2 separate regions of the Homo sapiens genome follow, and region 1 is linked to region 2. The links are chromatin loops, found by intact Hi-C in ENCODE. Cell type or tissue: HCT116. All regions are shown on one strand. Links, peaks and the distances in the headings refer to the core of each region. The heading gives the core; the rest is flanking DNA. Region 1 overlaps BCAS3 (BCAS3 microtubule associated cell migration factor). Region 2 has its middle 40 kb from the start of NACA2.

What was found. A loop is a pair of places that touch in the nucleus more often than their neighbours do. Peaks named below come from ENCODE experiments on the same cell type or tissue, not always from the same donor. Only the 100,000 strongest peaks of a DNase experiment are listed, where the experiment ranks them.
Region 1: a loop joins it to region 2, with 12 times the contacts of the local background. A loop is called at or near these places in 7 of 110 quality-filtered maps.

The regions. Positions count from the first base shown.
Region 1 is chr17:60,970,706-60,973,518 of GRCh38, forward strand. All of the region lies in intron 14 of BCAS3 (BCAS3 microtubule associated cell migration factor), which reads left to right. Among named protein-coding and RNA genes, the nearest start is that of BCAS3-AS1, 160 kb to the right of the region's middle. In HCT116, for the core only: a CTCF peak has its summit at 1,247; a DNase peak (open chromatin) is centred at 1,296.
Region 2 is chr17:61,549,773-61,552,585 of GRCh38, forward strand. No RefSeq gene overlaps it. Among named protein-coding and RNA genes, the nearest start is that of NACA2, 40 kb to the right of the region's middle. In HCT116, for the core only: a CTCF peak has its summit at 1,588; a DNase peak (open chromatin) is centred at 1,579; H3K27ac peaks cover 1,812 bases.

The DNA of each region.
Region 1 (2,813 bases), core at 186-2,685, 580 kb before region 2:
AAAAATAAAATAAATGTATGCATCTAAAACTGAGTTTTAAAATACATTAAATAAAATCAGAATTAATAGGATGAATAATTCTACAATCAGCATTGTTGATTTTAATACCACTTTCTTGATGTTGATAGAATAGAGAAAAAAGACATAAATTATTAGAGTAACACTACTAGCTACATTGGCCTATTAGATAACCAAACCCAACAACTGCAGAATACATATTATTTTCAATTATGACATCATGCCTAGTTTGAATGGATATGAAACAGTGGATAATAGATGATACTTAAGTCAGAGGCAAAACATTTATTATGGATGGATTTGGATGGCAATCACAGTGCAGTGCAGGGTACTGTAGGCTTGATAAGCAGCTTGATTCCAGTCATTTCCATCAGTGAATAGAACCTTACCTTGGCTGTGAGTGATCCAGATTGTTCAATTAGCAACTATGATTTGTTTGCAGAACTCATGGCCCCAAAGAGGTGCATCTGTAGTCTGCGAGTGTTTAGTCTTCCTTGTGGCAGATGAGACCACTGGCCAGGCCATTGCCAACTGAGGAAAAGTCAGTAAAAATGAAACTTCTAGAGGGTTTTCAGAATTAGGAGGCGGCGAACTTTTTCTTTAAAGGACCAGATAATAAGTATCTTTGACTCTGCATTCCATATTGTCTCTATACTCAGTTCTCCTGCTGTCATACAAAAGCTTCCATAGGCAGTACATAAATGAATGGGCACAGTTGGCCCACCGACATAGTTTTTACCTAACCCTGAATTAAAGCTGGGGTGATGGCTTTGCATTATTCTATCATGCTGGTTGCTCCTTATTTCAATCAGCCTTCCAGAGTTGTTGGGGTTATACAGCTATCAAGGCCCAGTGGGCATCATCAGGTTTCATCTTAGCTGAGCCATCAGTCAATCAGGCCCAGGTATTTAAAGGAAGCTCTGTGAATCCAGTGCCTCTTGAGCCAGTGGCATGCTTCTGACAGTGGAATAAAAGATAAAGTGGCTGTAATACCCAAGGTTCTGCTCAACCAGACTGGCTGTACTCTGGAATATACCATTTCCATTTGAATAGCGGTCCCTGTTGGTTGGGCTCTTCCCACCTTGTTCATTTTCAAATTTTAGTTGACCCATCCCCAAGTAGGTCTAGAAAGTCACAAGGCCTCCATGGGTCAGTTGTTCAATTACAATTAGAACTTTGTAGCTGGTTAATAGCAGCCTTCTAAAAAAGGGAGTGTACTTGGTGGCTGCATCAGGCAGGTGGCGATGTTGTACTGAGATAACACCTCTGAGTACTTCAGCAGCCATTAAGTCTTTACCTAAACATTTTACTCTTGGAATCCTACGTTGTTTCTGGCATATAATATGGGAAGGAACTGGAAGTCTAGTAGGTGGTCTGTTGTGCAGTTGTCCCACTATCACCTTGGTGTACATGTTCGATGATATCCTCTGGCACAAGCATTTAAGTACAGTCATGTAAGCCATTAATACCAGTTATATATTCACCAACATAAGTCAAAATGATAGTACATTGAATCGGACTAAAGGGTCCCACCATTTTATATCCCATTCCAGTGTATTTTTCCTCCATGAAAAGCATGGACTAGCGTTTTTAATGTGCACATGCCAGTTGCTCCAGTGACAATTGCCCTTCAGTAATGTTATCCCCTGTGCATGGCAGGGGAAGCTACCCTTTGCATAAGGTGGGACAGCTAGGATGTTGGGCTTTTATCTCACTTGGCCTTTTTTTTTTTTTTTTTTTTTTGAGACAGGGTCTTGCTCTGTCACGTAGGCTAGAGTGTAGTAGTGCAATCATTGCTCACTGCAGCCTTGAACTCCTGGGCTCAAGAGATCCTCCACCTCAGCCTCCCAAGTAGCTGGGACTACATACAGTTGCATACCACCATGCCCAGCTAATTTTTATAAAAATTTTTTAGAGAGGCTGTTGCTATGTTGCCCAGGCTGGTCTTGAATCCATGGCCTCAAGAGATCCTCCCACTTTGGCCTCCCAAAGCTCTGAGATTGCAGGCATGGGTCACTGTGTCCAGCCCGAAAGTGCACGTGTTTTTATCAGTTCTGAAGGATAAAAAATGTTGAAGTACATGGCTGGGAATGTTTCTAGAACTTGTATTTTAATTCCCTTTTTTATATTTCTATATGTTTTCATTAAACATAACCTCATCAAATGGCTTGGACTTTGGCAAGGTAGTTATTGCTATATGCAGTTATCTTTATGATAACTCTCTTCGTCTTGAGACTTTTTATCCGAGCATTGCTCTTGGGTTTTCTTTCTTTTCCAGTAGGGTTAGAAAGGGCGTTGTTATTGGAATCATTAGGCATACTTTTGGCCATAGAAAGAAAACCACATTTAACAATGGTTTTTTAAAATCAGTGTTTATTTTTTATCACGTTATAAAATGTTTGCTGCTGGTCTTGGCTGAATGATGTCTATGTGACTTTTTTTGCTCTTTCCCTCATGATTCCTTTATAAATGTCACTTCCCTGGGCATCATTTCAGACTTCAAGGCAATAAGAAGGGGAGAAAGGGCACCATCAGTGATGTTAATTTCCTTTATCAGGAAAGCAGATACTGTTCCAGAATCCTGCAATAGCCACCTGCCTTTGAGTGATCATAACTATGTCACCACTTGTTGTAAAAGAGGCTAGGCAATCACAGATTAAGTATCTGTGGTGGCATCCAGTGAAGGAGTGAATGTTGGAGATGGATGTTGGATTTGCCTCTCAGTAGTTAAATCTATATAATCATCACCACAATCAAGATATAGAATAGTTTTCTTATCTCAGAAACAACTTTCC
Region 2 (2,813 bases), core at 233-2,732:
CAATATTTATTTAGTGCCTAATTTTTGCTTGGCATTGTTCTAGGTTCTAAGGATTCAAAGTTTTTTAAAAAGATACAATTTTAAGGTCTGACACAGAGTTTCCCAACCTTGGTACTACCCATGTTTGACTGGATAATTCTTTGTTGTGGGAGGTTGTCCTGGCCATGAGAAGATGTTCAGCAGCATCTCTGGCCTCTACCCAATAGATGCCAGTAGCACCACCACCACCCCATTGCTGTGACAATAAAAAATGGATCCAGTCATTGCCAAATGTCCTCTGATGGGCAAAATTGCACTGCCCCCAGCACACTCTCTGTCACCACTGAGAATCATTGGTTTAGCAGGAGAAATAGCTAGTATACTACCGGGTCTATGGCAGTGGAAGAATATATAGAATGTTGGCACAAAGAAGGTAATGCCTGAGGTTCAGGAAATGTTTTACAATGCAAAAGATAACTTGGCCTGGATCTTAAAGGAAGAATTAGGTACTGGTCAGGTAAACAAGGAATAAGGGAAGAAAGAATAGTAATATTCAGGAGAAAAACAGCATGCGAAGACAGAAAGGTTGAAACAATTTGATGCATCTGAGAAACTCTTAGTAGTTCAGTTCAGTGTGTGGTTGGAATACAGATCTGAGGGCTATGGTAAAAAGGGAAGAAAACAATAGAGCTGGAGAGGTAGTTAGGGACAAGGTTATAAAGGAACAGGCAGGCTATGCTAGGAAATTTGTGCTTTGTTCAGCAGTGATGGAAAACCACTGGAAGTGTTAAGCAGGGAAATGGCATTTTAGGAAGACAGTTTTATAAATATGCAATGAATGGTTTAAAAAGATATGAAACTAGAAATAGGAAGACTGGATAGAAGAAAATTATAACAACCAAGTTAAGGACCCAAACTAGGGCAATGGGGGCCCGAGAGATGGAAAATGGGACATGCAATATATAGGAGGTAGAAATGATAAAATTTCCTGATTGTTATATGGAGAATAAAGAATTGGGAGGATTAAGGACAATGTCAAATTTTGGTGAAAAGAAAGGGTAAATGGAGCTGTTAGCAAATTGTGTTTACAGGTAGAAAATTCAAATAAATATCCCTGGGACAAAAACAAAAAACAAAGAAAACAAAAAAACCCTAAGTATCTTATAGCTCTATAGTTCTAAACACAATAGACAAGACATAAATTGATAGTTTTTAGAAAAACAGAACCAACACCCCCCATCTTTCCCAAAAAATCACTGTTTACTTTCATCACAACAAATTTCAACATCTTCTCTAAACATTTTCTCATGGTCTTTTTATCCCAAAGCTTTAAGAGAATGCTTTATATATATTTTTTCAAATTATTTCACTGTTAACTGATTTTTGACACATTATTTCAGCTGTTACAAAAGACTGTGAAATTTTAAGCCAAGATCGGACCATGAGGACTAAATTTTTTTGTTTATTAATGACATAAAAAATAGACAATTGTATCCATAAAATGACTTAAGTTCCATAAGCAACCATAAACGCCAAATAATTCAAGGTTTGGAGAATTTTTTTTTTCAGCATCTTTGCTGAAGAACTATGGTACTGAGGACCTCTACTGTTGAGAATATGAATGGCTTCACTGCTAGGATTAAATTTTCAGGGAATAAAAACATCAACCAGGCATAGGCAATCTACAGTCTGCCCAAAGTACAGAAATTATTTTCAGAGGCACACGGATAGTTGTGTCACTGGAACCTACGCAGAAATGCGTATGAGGTAGAATTTAGGTCTCCTCTCACCTTCTGGACTTCTCTACCTCCGTGTGCCCAGGGTCTAGTGCTGTCTTCTGGCTTGAGTCTGTGTTGGGCCTGATTACTACAGGTTTTTTTTTTTGTTGTTGTTCTTACTCTGTTCTTTTTTCTTTTCTTTTCTTCTCCTTCCTTCCTCTTTCTTTCCCTCTCTCGTTTTTCTTTCTCTCTTCCTCCCTTCATTCTTCTTTCTTTCTTTTTCCCTCCCTCCCTCTCTCCCTGTCTTTCTTTCTTTTTTTTTCTTTTTTTTGAGACAGAGTCTCTCTCTGTCACCATGCTGGAGTGCAGTGGTGCGATCTCGGCTCACTGCAACCTCCGCCTCCCAGGTTGAAGCGATTCTCCTGCTTCAGCCTCCCGAGTAGCTGGGACTACAGACGTGTATCACCATGCCCTAGCTAATTTTTTTATTTTTAGTAGAGACGGGGTTTCACCATGTTGGCCAAGATGGTCTCGATCTCTTGACCTCGTGATCCACCCGCCTCGGCCTCCCAAAGTGCTGGGATTACAGACATGAGCCACCATGTCTGGTCTTTTTTTTTTTTTTTTTTTTTTTTTTTACGGAGTCTCTCTCTCTCGCCAGGCTGGAGTGCAGTGGCCCAATCTTGACTCACTGCAGCCTCCACCTCCTGGGTTCAAGCGATTCTCCTGCCTCAACCTCCTGAGTAGATGGGACTACAGGCACCCGCCACCAAGCCCAGCTAATTTTTGTATTTTTAGTACAGACGGGGTTTCACCATGTTGGCAGGGATGGTCTTGATCTCCTGACCTCGTGATCCACCCACCTCAGCCTCCCAAAGTGCTGGGATTATAGACGTAATCTCAAATGCCACAAGATATAGGATTGGAAGAGATTTCTTTTGTGTTTATATTTAATATCTGGCTGGCCATGGCTGGGTATGTAGTGCACTTGATCTTTTTATTTTTTTTTATTTTTTTGAGACAGAGTCTCGCCCTGTCTCCCAGGCTGGAGTGCAGTGGCGCGATCTCGGCTCACTGCAAGCTCCGCCTCTCGGGTTCACGCCATTCTCCTGCCTC